2 separate regions of the Homo sapiens genome follow, and region 2 is linked to region 1. The links are chromatin contacts, found by Hi-C or POLR2A ChIA-PET in ENCODE. All regions are on one chromosome and are shown on one strand. Each heading gives the region's core, a stretch centred on a gene start or an enhancer-like site at or near the end of the contact. The rest is flanking DNA. Distances are from core to core; before and after follow the strand shown. Region 1 holds the start of KIAA1671-AS1 (KIAA1671 antisense RNA 1). Region 2 holds the start of GRK3 (G protein-coupled receptor kinase 3).

Region 1 (7,352 bases), core at 2,694-5,193:
TTGCCTCTGGGCACTTGTATCTCTGTGATGTCTATGGGCCAGGAATTTGGGAGCAGTGTGGCTGAGTGACTGTGACTTGGAATTTCTTATGACGTTGTACTCAAGATACTGGCCAGGTCTACGGTCAGCTAAGGGTTTGACTAGAGATGGAGCATCTGCTTCCATAGTGGCTCACTCACATGGCCAGCAACTGGTGCTAGCTGTTTGCTGGGGGCCTCAGATTCTCTCCATGTGGGTTTCTGTGTGTGACTGCTTGAGCATCCTCACAACATGGCGGCTGGCTTTCCCCAGTATGACCTCAGAGAAGAAGGTAGAAACCATGATGCCTTTTATGACCAAGCTTTAGAAGTCCTACACTATCACTTCTTTTTTTTTTTTTTAGACGGAGTCTCACTCTGTCACCCAGGCTGGAGCGCAGTGGTGTGATCTCAGCTCACTGCAACCTCTGCCTCTCGGGTTCAAGCGATTCTCCTGCCTCAGCCTCCCAAGTAGCTGGTATTACAGGTGCCTGCCACTGTGCCCGGCTAATTTTTGTAGTTTTAGTAGAGACGGGGTTTCACCATGTTGGCCAGGCTGGTCTTGAACTCTTGACCTTGTGATCCACCCGCCTCGGCCTCCCAAAGTGCTGGGATTACAGACATGAGCCGCCGCACCTGGCCCATCACTTCTTCTTTACTCAGACGTGAGCCACCGCGCCCGGCCCATCACTTCTTTATTCTGCTAACCACACGGACCAACCTTGATTCGTTGTGGGAGGGGACCACACCAGGTTATGAATAAAAGGGGGCAAGGATTACTGATGGTCATCTTGGAGGACATCTATCAGCCATAACCTTGGTACATGATTTCACCTCTGTGGATCTCAGTCTCCTCTGTCAAATGGGTTCATGCAAAAAAATTCATTAGTTGATTCCTGTGAATGCTTAGAAATGGTGTTGGACATTTAGTTACCTCTTGATAAATATTAGCCACCACTGTCATCCCCTGCTGGGCTGTGAGCCCTCTGCTCTTAATCTCTATGCAGTGCCTGGCTCAGAGTAGGCACCCTCTGAATCTTTATTAAATGAATGAATGAAAGAATGAATGAGGCTGGATGTGGTGGCTCATGCTTGTAATCCCAGTACTTTGGGAGGCTGAGGCAGGTGGATCGCTTGAGTCTAGGAGTTCGAGACCAGCCTAGACAACATGGTGAAACCCTGTCTCTACAAAAATTACACACAAAAAAAAATTAGCTGGGCATGGTGGCACATACCTGTAGTCCTAGCTACCGAGGAGGCTGAGGTGGGAGGATCGCTTGAGCCTGGGAGGCCAAGGCTGCAGTGAGCTGTGATCATGCCACTGCAGTCCAGCCTGGGCAACAGAGTGAGATCCTGTATCCAAAAAAAGAAGAAGAGAGACAGGGAGAGAAAGAGAATGAATAGCTGTAAGGACTGGGAATACATAGAAAAGAAAGAGATCTGTTGGCCATATTGCCAGAGAGTCCTTTGTGATAAACTTTCTCAAGTGAGGCCCTTTGACCAGTGTCTAGAAAACAAATATTTGTTCAAAACTGAAGTGAGGTGGTGGTGGAAAGGACATAGGATGCATTCTGAGCGACCTGGGTTTCAATTGTGTACTTGGTGTCCGAACAATAAATATTTACAGAGCCCTGACTCTGGGCCAGGTACCATGTCAGACCTGGGAAAACCTGGGGTGGGAGCAGCTCTGGTGCATGCCTGGTGACATCCTTGCTGTGTGACCTTGGGCAAGTGAATCTATGTCTCTGAATCTGCATTTCCTTGTCTGTAAAAGTAGTGGGGTTGGGGGGACATGGATCCCTGCTAGAAGGAGAAACCTCCTTTAACAGGTGTGCCTGACCTCCAGGATCCAGCTGCTGCCCACCCCCTTCTAACAACCCCTGACATGTTTGGGATCTCCAGGCAGAGGACAGAAAACCTGCATGGGTCAGATGAGCGGGGCCTGGCCGAGGACAGTGGGTGTTAGGGTCTAGTCGTACCCCCAACCCCTAGTACTCCAGCCCTGTAAGGGTTAAAACCCAGGGAGCTCACGTGACCTAGTGTAAACCATGAATCATTCCCATTGCTCCCAGTGCTGAGCCTGCTGCCCAGGACAGGGCAGATGCTGTGCCCCGGGTTGCCATGGCAACTCCGCCTGTACTGAAATACAGCCCTCCCCAGTCCTTCCTGGGGGACCTCAGAGGCTGTCTCACCTGGATCAGTGTTGCCTTCCAGAGAGGGAGGGAGAGACAGCTGAAAAGGAGAGAGAGAGGAGAGACGCTTAGAGACAAGCAAGTGGAAGTTGAGACACAGGGAGAGGGAGGAGAGCGAGGCTGAGAAATCAACAGAGAAACAGACCACGAGAGGGAGACAGACTGACAGCCGACCAGAGGTCCCAAGACGCTGCCTGTAACCTTAGAGGCAGAAGCCGTTTCCCAGCAGTGCTAACCTTCCCGGGGCTGCCAGATCGCCGACATACACGCACACACACACAGAGTGCACACACATGCACACACGTGCAGCCGCATTTCCTGGTGCGCTTGCTGTGAGGGCACAGGGGTGGGTAGGCTGGCAGGCACGTGAAGTTGCCATCAGCCCCGAGGGACCGTGAGCGAGTTGGGACTTGGGGGAGAAAAAAATGGGGGCGGACGTCAGCTCCCTGGGCGGCCGCCGCCACCGCCTCCGCCTCCCCGAGGCCCCTCCTGCATTCCTGGGCAGCGAAGCCCCTCGCTAAGACGGGGGCTGATGTCATCCCGGGCTGCTCAGCCAGGGGACCCGGGGGCCCTGGTGGCTGCCTCCGGAAGTGAGCTAGCCGCCTGCCGGCCGACAGGTTTGGAATCTCCAGCCAGAGGACAGAAAACCTGCATGGGTCAGGTGAGCGGGGTCTGGCCGAGGGCAGCCGGGCAGGGGGCAGCAGGGTGCGGCAGCTTGCCCACCGGAACCTCCCAGGGTGCACCTCAGGGGGGCTGCCTACCTGAAGGGAAGTGAGGACGAGGGTGCCCAAAGGCCGCCCCCTCCACCCCCACCCCCATCCCCATCCCCCGCCTTTCGGGACCGTCACGCCCTGGAGTGAGTGCAGCCGGCTTGTTCCTCAAAGCTCCTTGTCTCGGCCGATCAGCTGGGTGAGCCCTGGAACTGGAACCTGGACTGCCCAGTGTGTTGACTTTATAACTCCGCTGGGGTGGACTCCCAGCCTGGCACTTAGCTGCCTCTTAATTCTGAGCGGCACCCGTGGATGCAGCCGGCTCCTGGCTCAGGGATGTTTACTTACCCTTGGTTTGCCTGAAGAAAGCTGCTGTTTTTAATTTTTTTTCCTCCAAGCAAGCCCAAAACTTCCATGAGCAAAAGAGTCCAAAGAGGCAAGAGGACACTGGCGTTTTAATTGCTCTCTCCCTCCCTAACTTCCTTCTTCCCTCTCCTCCTGGCTGGCCCCATGGATTACCTGGGAGATAAACTCACAGTGGCCCAGACCCACATGACCCAGTGGATGGGCACCGTGAGGAGGTCCTTCCAGGAAGCCCTCAATTTGGTGACCACCACGGTGGGCCACGAACGGACGAGTGCAGAGTCGGCCAGCCGGACCCCCTTCAAGCGTACTTCCTCCTTCCGACACCTGGCTTCCCGGAGTCGGGAATCCTTCCGCCGCTTCTCTGCTCGCAGCCAACAGAGATTTTCTTCACTGAGGAAAAGGCATACAGATTCGGAACCGCCAGATATTGTAAGCTTATTATGTTTTAAAAAATATTAAAACAACACTGAAAGCTCCTCCCCTCCAGTCCTCCCAGGGAGGGGGTCCCAGACATCAAACCGGGGAAGTTACTTCTTCCAGAATAGTTGTCAGTCAAAGCCCAGGCACTTCCTGTCCCCTGTACCTGGGAAAGAGGCACGTAGCAATAATTCCTCTCTCCTGAAGTCAGTCAGGACATTTTTGCTGGAGTCGACGTCTGTGTGGACAGGGCCAGCACGTGAGTTGGGCTGAATTTGCCAGTTGATTTATGTTTAAGTGTGAACACCCCAACCCCCGACACGAAAGCTCATCCTTCTCCCTATTTTTAGGGTGGATTAGTGGCACCTGCCTCATCTCCTCTCACCCTCCTAGGAAGCACAAGTGGCGGTGTCATGTGCACGCTGAGTTGTAGCTTTTGTCGTTCCACCGAGCTTTCATTGGATTGCCAAGGAAAGGGTCTTAGGAGACCGAGGTGTGGTGGGCGAGTTTGCCCGCTGGCCGTGAACCTTGGGTTTGGTGTGAGTGGGCCAGGGAGGGAGGCCTTGATTTCTTACTCAGGCAGGCTCGGGAGGGCTTGGATTGGGACAGCAGGGTGGAATGACAGCTAATGATTAAAACCTTGGCCTGTGTCCTGCTAGGCGACAGTGCAGAAACAATCGTAAGGTCCTTCTGATGATTTGGAGAGGTGGGACTGGGCCCAGAAAGCGAAAGTGCCTACTGTGGGGGAAGCACAGTGAGTGAGTGGCAGAGCCAGGTCCCGAACCCCAGGCTCTGACCTCCCCATTCACGGCTCTTTGCAGTCCAGCTCCCAGCAGATGTTCTCCCCAGACCCTCCCAATTAATTCAGGGCTGCCCAGGTCACTGACCAGACCTGAGCCTAAAGAGAGGGCCTGCCATTTTCACATAGGAGACTTCTGCCACCTGACTGTGTTGGCCCAGTTTATGGGAGCACTTGAGGACAGGCGAAGGGCTAAGCCAGCCCCTTTTTCTGGGTTCCTCCTAGCCAGGAGTGCTATAGTCATTAAGGGACCCAGCATTTAGGGAGGAGCCCTGAGCTGGCCCTCCCTACACTCGAGGTGGCAGGGCTCACAGCTGCCCTGCCAGGTGCAGGGGCTCAGTATCCCCTCTGCTGACCCAGAGGTGTGACTCACCCCAGGTCACGCAGCAGCCAGAGCAGGCAGTTGCAAATGCAAGGCAGGAGCCGAGCACTTGGGCATGACACGTGTCTCGTTCACAGGACGTCTCCTTCACAGTGGGTCTGTGCTTCTTTGTGGCCCAGAACAAATTAGTGGGGCTTGGATTTATGAGACAGATTCCCCAACCTCTGGAAGGTGTGACTTGCCACAGGGAAAGAAGGCCCCTCATTCATTCTGTCTCCCTCTGTGTGTATCTCTGTCTCTGTGATGTGTCTTTCTGCCTTGCTCTGTCTCTGTTTGTTTCTCTGTCACTCCTGTTCTCTCTCAGGGTATGGGGTTGGTGACAGGCAGGCTCTGTTGGCATCCCTCTTTCCCCACCCTGGGGAGTGGTGTGACCATGGGCATTGGCATGAATCCCCTAGGCGTCTTACCCTGTGTTACAGGTTGGTGCCACTGGCAGGAGTGGCCTCTCCAGCTGGTTGAATAAATGAAGTTGGGTGGTGCAGAGAACCATTCCGTGTTGCGTCGAGATGCCACCAAGAGTGTAAATACATGCTAAATACATTCAAGCTTCAGGCTCCTTCCCATGTAGCCACCCTACTGGGTGGTAGGCACCAGCTGGCCTTGGCCTTGACAGCTTGAATCAGACTCCTGGCTGAGGAGCCCTGACCCATTCTTAAGCCTCAGTTTCTTCCTGTGTCCAATGAGGAGAACCAAGGCCTTGGTATGAGATTGAAGCAAGCCCCCAGCACAGTGCCAGGCACACAGAATCTGCACACTTGTGAATGCTCTCTCTCTGTTGCTTGCCTAGATACTCTGCCTGAGCAGGATAAAGGCAGAGTTAGGATAGGAACATGTGCAGTGTTGCAGATAAGTCAACGAAACGCAAGGCCAGGGACCCCCTGCCTAGGGGTTGAGTCCTGGCTCTGCCGCTTCCCAGCTGTGTGATCTTGGACAGACTCCTTCCCTCTCTGTGCCTTGATTTCCTCCTCTGTGAAATGGGGATGATCGTGCATTGATGTGCTGGTAAATGTGTGGTGAGCGTGGCCGTTCTTAGCTTGTGGTGCTTAAAAATTAGTTCTTGTGGCAACCAAACCTTTCCTCTCAAACCATCACTTCAAAGATTTTCAATGAGCTGGAAAACCCACACACGCCCTTTTTACTCAGGGACTTCACTTAAATATTCGTTTTATGGGAAGAAACTTTTTAAAGCCACAGACAATTACTTAAGAGTTTGGGACAACAGCAGTATCCGTGGCTGGGGCTGGGAGGGGGCAGGATTTTAGTCTTTCTGACCTTGTACATGATTTATCTAAATAATCCATTCATTTCATCCTGGTTCCTGCCTCCGGCTTGTATTTACTCAGAGCAGTGTAGAAGAATCTATTGCGGGCACAAAATAACCCTCAAAGGCGTGCCCTGAAATGTTTTCTAAAGCCAGCCTTGAAGTAATTTGCTAATGGCCTGCCTGCTTCTGTGTCCAAGGGATAAAAGGGGGAAAGAGGGAAAACAAATGCTTTGTCTCTGAGCCACAAAGGCAGGAAGAGGCACGTTTATGCTGCACTCCCATGTGAGCCTGAGAAACACGCCTGGTACTCCAGGTTTAGCCGAGGAGACAAGGTGGACTCCAGTTAGAGGCCAGACAGAAAATTCCAGAACCCAGGAACAATGGCAGTGGCACAGGGGCCAAGACTGGAATAAAAGCGGGAAGTGGGGGGTCTCTGAGGCCATGGGGTGCCGCACCAAGGAGGGCTTTGGAGTCAGACAGACTTAGGCCTGAGTCTCAACTCACCACGTGCAAACTGAGTGACCTTGGGCAGCTTAAATCACCTCTTGCAGCCTCAGTGCCCTCATCTGAAACATGGAGATTCAGCTGGGACTTGTCTGGTGGGTGGTTCAATGGGACAGAGTGGACTAAGAGCAAGCATAGCCCTGGCATGCAGGAGGTGCTGAATAAATGTTCGTTCCACGTTGCTTTTTGGGGGGCTCAGACTGTAATGTGAGTCCTACCTTCCTAGAAGGCTAGACTGGTGCCTCAGGGAAGCAGAGTAAGAGCCTGATCAACCTGTGTTTGTATTTACTGTGTGCAGGGCTCCATGCTAAGCATCAGGTGCATATAACTTGCATGTCTTCATTAATTCACTCATATTTTCATTCAACCAGTATTTATTTTTATTTATTTATTTAGAGACAGAGCCTCACTTTGTCACCCAGGCTGGAGTGCAGTGGCACAGTCTCGGCTCACTGCAACCTCCACCTCCCAGGTTCAAGTGATTCTCCTGCCTCAGCCTCCCCAGTAGCTGGGATTACAGGTGCCCTCCACAACACTGGCTAATTTTTGTATTTTTAGTAGAGACAGGGTTTCACCATGATGACCAGGCTGGTCTCGAACTCCTGACCTCAAGTGATCCACCCGCTTCAACCTCCTAAAGTGCTGGGATTACAGGCATGAGCCACTGTGCCCAGCCTATTTTCATTTACTTATTTTGAAGA
Region 2 (7,352 bases), core at 2,382-4,881, 450 kb after region 1:
CCCTGGGAGGCTAGAAATACCTGCAGAGGCTTACGGAGTGAGATGTTTGTAAATAAAGCCATTCAAACATCAATTGTGTGTGGTTTTCTTGAGAAGCAACTGTATTTAAGGGACTGCTTATACAAAATCAAGTTCTTCTTAGCAAGGATTGCTTTAAATATTCTGACTTGAATGAAGGCCAGTCATGTTCTGCCATTTTCAAAAATCTTCTAACTGGAGTCTTAGAGTTGATTTTCTTTTCATTTGTGATTAATTTTCCAGAATAACATTCCCAGCTCCCACCCCACCCAGCGTTTATAGTCCAGAGATTCTGAGAGTAGGAAGTCTTAGTAAAGCCCAGAATCTAAAACAAATAAGACCAGTCAGTTCTCTAGTTAGCTTTTTTCCTTTCAAGTTGTTAGCAATATAAACTCTGGAAAGCCTAAACTTTAATGCACCCATCTCAGCAACATCTCCTGTAACGATGGAAAGGCATAGAAAAGAAGAAAAGGGAACATTATTAATCTTGTGGGAACGCTGGAGTTTTGTCTATTATCACAAGCAGCGTGAGCCCCAAGTCATTTAAATCCTCTGGGGGTGGGAGACATAATTATTTGCAAGGGAGCATTATTAGCTAAGTACAAATGGGTTGCTATTTGTTTTTTCTGTTCTTTGTGATGATTACAGGCTGGGGATGGTGTTTAGTAACAGGATCCAGCAGGTCAGTTATGACAACTTCATCATCACTGTCATTAACCCCTTTTGTTTGCAGTGAACACAAAAAGCTGTTCAGTATCAAGAGAGTCAAGAAAAAGGGAAAGAAGAGGGGGTGGAGAAAGTGAGACAACCAAAGAGACAGCCAGGGAACAGAAATTCATACACTATGAACACCAGAAAAAAATACCCCTGGGTAATTGAGTCAGCTGACTCAAATGGTGTAGGGGCCTCAGTTAGAGGACCAAATTTTGGACTCCTTGGTCTTTCTGCCAAAAGAGTAATTGCTCATGTTTATAGATGCAAATGTTTTTGCCATTTTGGTTCCTAGAAATGCCCTAGGGAGATGTTATTTTTGGTAAGGGGTCTTCCTGCTTCAAGTGTAATGACTGTGAACAACTAGTTTCAGTATCTTCTCTAGCATGCCAGGGTAAAATGAAGCAAAATAAATAGAGGAAGTGCCATGACCTTTATTGAGGATCTACTGGGTGCCAGGCAAAATGCTTTTTTTTTTTTTTTTTTTTTTTTTGAGACAGGGTCTTGCTCTCTTGCCCAGGCTGGAGTGCAGCAGTGCAATCTTGGCTGACGGCAAGCTCTGCCTCCCGGGTTCCTGCCATTCTCCTGCCTCAGCCTCCCAGGTAGCTGGGACTACAGGCGCCCGCCACCACGCCCAGCTTATTTTGTTTTTGTATTTTTAGTAGAGATACAGTTTCATCGTGTTAGCCAGGATGGTCTCCATCTCCTGACCTTGTGATCCACCCACCTCAGCCTCCCAAAGTACTGGGATTACAGGTGTGAGCCACTGTGCCTGCCCAGTGCTGCGATCTCGACTCACTGCAGCTTTCGCTTCCTGGGTTCAAGCGATTCTTCTGCCTCAGCCTCCTGAGTAGCTGGGATTACAGGCGTGCACCACCATACCTGGCTAATTTTTGTATTTTTAATAGAGACATTATTTTTAATGTATTTTTCCTGTTGGCCAGGCTGGTCTTGAACTCCTGGCCTCAAGCGATACACCTGCCTCAGCCTCCCAAAGTGCTGGGATTACAGGTGTGAGCCCCACGCCCGACAAGGTGCATTTTTATGTGCTTTTTCTCCTCTGTCTTCTCAACAACCCTGGGGTAAAAGGCCTCATTTCCACTTTTCCTATGAGAACAATAAAGTAGAAAGAGGTAAAAGACTGCCTCTAAGATCACCCAGCACAGAGCAGGGATTTGATTTCAGGTGTGTCTTGTTCCAAACTTAATATACTGTGCTGCTGGGGGAAAACAAAGAGCAAAAGGTTCTTAACTGAAGTCAAAGACGACCAAGAAAATGTAGGCAGATGTCAGGTCTGATCATGTGGATGCTCAAATGATAAACAGACACATTGAGAGAAATTGTATTAATTAAATCATAAAAATATGTTCCGCTTTTTGGGGAATTTACTCCTCCTCCTGGGGTGACCCTTGACAAGACATTCTGTCTTCCTGTTTTTAAGCAAAAAAAAAAAAAAAAAGTGGGTAGAAGATGAAAGTTTGATATTTCGCTCATGCATAGCTTTGTCTCCTTAATATATTTTGTGCTTGCCTGTCATTTCAGCTTTCTGCTGGCAGACGAAGCTCCTTCAACTGCCATTCCTACTTCTGACACTCCTCTTGTCCTTTTCAGGACAACTTTATGCCTATTGTGCCTTGGGTCTTGAGAAGCATGTGGTAAAACTGGCCAGTGGTGATGGCAGGCATAGCAGGGAATCAGATTGAGGGGGGCTGTGGCGTGGGAGAGAAAACAAAAGAGGGAAACAGGCTATTTGATGACAGAATCAGGCTGCTTCTGCAATGACATTACATGAAATATCTGAAATTTGACCTTAACTGTATCTGGTGGGTCCCGTTAACCCTGTAAGTTATGGACAGAACGTTCACTCAAATTCTAGCAACGTCTAGGCTCATGGAAATACGTGACCAATTCAGGTGAATGAAAGGGATTTTAAAACATTAATTTCCAGCTTAGGTCTTCCTAAGACTGCCTGCGTGTCCCTTACCACCACTCCAGCCTGAGTGTCACATGGATCCTGAATGCGGACTTGTGTGCACACTGTAGAAAAATAAGCAACTGAAAACCCCAGGCATCGGGGTGGAGTGATGATGAAAGACACCGAGACCGAAGATCAGGAAGCTGGAAATTCCCCCCAGCTTCGGTGTTTGGGCTGTATCTCGCTTTTCCACTTCCCTAAATCACCCTCGTGGTGCGAGTGTGCTCGCAGCAGATGCTCCCTAATTGTCTCTTGTATTGACCGTAAAACCCTAACGACAGGAATACTCTCTCTCCTTCTATTTCTCAACACCATTTCAACACCCAAACTAAAACCTCTCACCTGAGTGTAAGGGAGTGGTGACCTTCTTAAGCGGAGAGCTCTTCCATCAGAGGGCTCCCTAAGGGCATCTCTGTTCCTAGCCGGGGAGCCGTCACCCCACTTTGTTCTGCTTAGCCTAAGACACGCAACTTTTTCCAGCTTTTACTCTTCGCTGAATTCTCACGGTGGGGTTGGGGGGATGTTCAGGCTCAGGAGCGAGGTTGGGGGCCCGGCCCGCTGGGCGCTGTTCACCGGTAGCCCGGACCAGAGCAGGAGTTTCATCATTACCTGCTGGGATAGGTGGGACACATGTATTTCCGGGGCCACCCCAGACCTCCCGGAGGATGCTGATTGACACTGTCCAGTTTGAGAACTACTGTGTCCAGGGAGCAGAGGCCTCCCCATAACCCCTTGGGTTGTGGACGTCTGGCCCAGGGCTTCTCTGGGTGAGCGGGGCGGGCATCAGAGCGCGTGGAACCTGGGGCGGGAGGTCGGGGCAGTGAAGGAGGAGGAGAAGGAGGAGGCGGAGACCGAGGGGGAGGGAGGGGAGGAGGAAGAGGAGGAGGAGTCCCTCGTGGCCACCCCGAGGGGAGGGCGACCGTAGAGACTTGGTCGGGAGGCGCCGGCCCAGCGAGGCCGCTGGGACTGTGCACTGAGGGGCGCTGACCGTTGGACGCGCGCTCCCCGCAGACCCTCGCTGAAGGAGCAGGGGGCGGCGCGCGTGCGCGGGGCGCCGGGCGGCGCGCGAGGGGGCGGAGCGGGGAGGCGTGCTGCGACCCCGGCCGGCTACAGCCTGCGGCGCGCGCAGAGCGCTAGTGGGGCGCGCGGCGCGCGCGCGGGGCGGGGGCGCGCGGAGGGGGGGGCTGCCCCGGGGCGGCCCCCCCAGGTCGGGGCGCGGCGGGCGGCGGCGGCGGGCGCGCGTCCCGTCCAGGTCCGGAGTAACCGCCGCCGCCGCCGCCAAAGCTCGCCAACATGGCGGACCTGGAGGCTGTGCTGGCCGATGTCAGTTACCTGATGGCCATGGAGAAGAGCAAGGCGACCCCGGCCGCCCGCGCCAGCAAGAGGATCGTCCTGCCGGAGCCCAGGTACCAGCTGCCCCGGCCGGCGCCGGCCCCAAGCCGCCGCCCCCTGCGGCCGCCAGCTACCCCCTGCTTCCTGGAGGGTCGGGCGCTGAGCCTCCGCTGCCCCGGGGCGGGTGACACAGCGGAGCGGGCGATGCGGGGCCGGCCTCGTCGTTCCAGTCTCTGAAATGGGGCATCGGAGGGCCGGTGGGGGGCACCCCGGGAGAGAGCGCTCCAAAGTGCCCGGCGCGGCGCCCTGCGCGCAGCGAGCGCCCCAGCCAGGGTCTGGTTATGACTTGGCTGGACCAGCTCCATCCCTGTCGCCCCCTCCCCCCAGCCCTGTCCTGTCCTGCCCTGTCCCATCCCCGTGGTTCTTCCTGTTGCATTGGTGTAGTCCCCGTTGGCTCCTTGCCTGTCACTGCTTTGCGCTCCATCCTGGTCGCTCCTTCTTCCCGGGCTCATTGGTCCCCCTTTCCAACTCCATCCTCTCACCTCCCTCTGGGCCGCTTACCTGGGGACTGCAGGCTTGTTGCTTATTGTCCGAGGTAGTTAAACTGCTGTTTTCAGTACTTGCTCTTCTTGAAGTCTATTAAGTCTAGTCACCTTCTTCGGCTTCTCTTCTATTTTGTCCCCGGGCAGGATTTTGACCCACTCAGTATTCTTTTTGGTGCCAAGTGTGTCACCTGAGCTGCTTTCCTCAACTTGTAGATCTACTGGTGGCACTTTATTAAAAAATTGAAACAGGAGTCACTTAAAAAGACACTTGAATGGGTGATTCCAGACAGGAATTTGTTGTTAAATTATCAAAGGAGGGCCCGATTGAATTGGCGAGGGGCTCGGTGAGGTGCATACCAAGTTGCAATTTTCTCTCAAATGATTTATTATTAAGGTACTAGTAAAATTTTTTCTAGTTCATATCATTAGCACTTCCCCAGAAAAAATAGTTTGTCTGGTTAATAGTGAGTTTTAAATAACGTATCAAGGCTTCAGTGATGGATTTTTTTTTCTCTAGCTCCTTTCCTAATTAACACCATCATGAGTTGTACAGCTAATGTGATTCCTTGATGCTAAATAGCTCTTGGAATTGATGCTCAAAAGAGGCATCTTGTTTATGGTGAATTTGAAACCATGCAATTCTGTAAAATATTGGAATCTAAACCAAAGTTATTGTCCATTTGAAATCATCAGTCCTTCAAGCGTTAGGCGCCCAAGATTGCTTAAATGTTACCTAATGCTAAGTGATCATCATCTGATTTTTTTTACAAGTCATCCATGAGCCCTATGATACAGAAAATACCAGTCCCCTTGTTATTTGTTGTGAAAAGCTAAATTGTGCAAATGAAGACATGCTTGCTAGGTATTTTGAGCTTGCTTTTCCTCCTTAGCCCATGCCTCTTGTTGGTTTTGCAGGATGTGCTACTCTTTGATAGACAATGCCAAGTAGTGAAAATGAGGGAAAAGTGCAAACCTTTCTGCAATGTCGTGAGTTTAACACCCCTATTCCAGAGTGTAGCATATCTGAAGCTAATTGAAAAAAATCAATGCTGCTTAAAATTTCCGGCAAATGGGAAACTTACTTAGAGAACAAGAACGCCTACATCAAACCTAAATTTCACCAAAAAAACTGTACATTTCTAATGTGGTAGAAAAAGGCTTAATTCCTCTTTTGTCTTGCCTTTCCTAGTGTCCCTCCACCACCCAAAGGCAGGGAGTCCTAAATATGTAGTATTTCTATATACAAAATTGATAAATCTCAACTCATGGGCAGTTTTTTTTTTGGGGGGGGCTAGTATATAATATTAATAAAGTTAGGAACTTCTGTTCAGTTTTTTTTTTCTTGGTGTTTGGAACTTAATGTGACTTCTGCTTTTTTAGTGTCCCTCTTAAGAACGTACTTATGCACTTAGGGTGTTCACTTCCTTGTATGAATGCCTTTGTTTTTCAGTGGTATTCTTTGGTAATGCTTTCTTTTAAGGCAGAGTAAGTGACAGCCAGCATTATTTCTCATGACATTTGAAAATTGAGAAATACCAACCAGAGAGTAATTTTAGGAAACAGCCCTTCAGTAATTGTTACTCTGTTGCTCTTTTTAAAATAGACTCTCGAATTGGGCCATTGGAACCTCCTCCTGAGATTCTAATTTGTTTTCTACTTATCTTAGTGGCTTTGGCTTTAGTTTTGTAATGTAGCTATTTACATAGTAACAGTCACTCCTTGTGCTGTGTTAGGATTCTGTTACATTGAGATTATCAGGTATAACATCTTGCAAAATTCTCTCTACCACTGGATGGCAGTTAGTGGCCTACCTATTTGATTTGGAGGTTGGGGGTTGGGGAATTTCTAGATCCTGTAAAAAAGTTAATTGCATGTTAAAATGCCCCAGCCTAATGACTTAAATAGCTGGTATGACTTCACACTATTGGTAAAAGGGATACGGGTCAAATGTTTTCTGATAAGTTTCTATTTCAGCTTCATTATAGAGGAAGCCATGTGATCACCAGTTTTTGGTATTCTTGAAAGAGATGTTCAGATTTGTATTTTTGGTATCTGAATGAGAAGCATACATTTTAATTTGCCTTTGGTCTATCACTAGTGATTTTTTTATTTCCAGCAAATTATTTGCAGTCACTATTCTTTGTGCTTCCTTATTTTAGTTACTTTGCCTTTCCCACAGTTTTAAACAGAAGAGCATCAGAACGAAATATCTAGCTAATTTAAATGAAACACTGGGTTTGCAGCTTCCTGCCTATTACAGGAGAGTCTCAGAAAATGGAACATTCTGCCCAGGGGAGATTTTGCTTCCCTGAGATGGCAAGAGGCAAATATTTTGTTATGTTGACACTTTATTCAGTTAACCAACCAATGAGTGCAAATCCTGGAAAAGCTGACTGTTTGTCCAAATGGTATAGCTGCTTTAGTTTACTGAAATGTTGTTGAGCTAATGTAGCTGATAATGGGGCCTACTGGGAGTAGTAAACTGTGACCCACAGCCTCCCTTGCAGGCCCAGTTAAAACAGGAGCATTTAGATGTGCAGGCCAGTTGTTTTACATCATGTTGGAAAAGAAATACTTTTATTTAAGTAAGGTCTAATTCACAAGCAAAGGCCCACAAAGGGTCATCATCTTAAGCCCTGGAGTGATTCAGACGACTTTTACTGTAGGCTGTATTACTCTGTTACTCTTTTTTTTTTAAAAAAAACAGAATGAAATTCAGATGACTTGAAATCACATATAGTTGAAGGCGGTTGAGTAATGTGAACTTCATC

What was found. Hi-C counts contacts between places; a loop is a spot of excess contacts on that map. ChIA-PET counts read pairs that join two places held with the same protein, here RNA polymerase II (POLR2A).
Region 2: a loop to region 1 is called in a map of chondrocyte, with 6 times the contacts of the local background. The contact joins the promoter of GRK3 here to the promoter of KIAA1671-AS1 in region 1. A Hi-C loop is called at or near these places in 1 of 168 maps with a recorded cell type or tissue (chondrocyte). POLR2A ChIA-PET finds 5 or more read pairs at or near these places in 3 of 52 experiments (CD4-positive, alpha-beta T cell, Caco-2 and activated T-cell).

Annotation. Positions count from the first base shown.
Region 1 is chr22:25,108,749-25,116,100 of GRCh38, forward strand. KIAA1671-AS1 (KIAA1671 antisense RNA 1) reads right to left here and starts at 3,944. Exons shown (of 5, transcript NR_038941.1): 1 at 3,869-3,944; 2 at 3,439-3,675; 3 at 2,210-2,249; 4 at 1,253-1,370. All of the region lies in intron 6 of KIAA1671, which reads left to right. RefSeq lists enhancers at 1,899-2,761, 2,762-3,623.
Region 2 is chr22:25,561,044-25,568,395 of GRCh38, forward strand. It overlaps GRK3 (G protein-coupled receptor kinase 3), which reads left to right and starts at 3,632. Exons shown (of 21, transcript NM_005160.4): 1 at 3,632-4,110. The coding sequence starts at 3,998. It overlaps GRK3-AS1 (GRK3 antisense RNA 1), which reads right to left and starts at 4,373. Exons shown (of 4, transcript NR_183564.1): 1 at 4,037-4,373; 2 at 3,047-3,316; 3 at 2,260-2,438; 4 at 1-455. RefSeq lists silencers at 3,558-3,657, 3,968-4,217 and enhancers at 4,329-4,844, 6,127-6,306.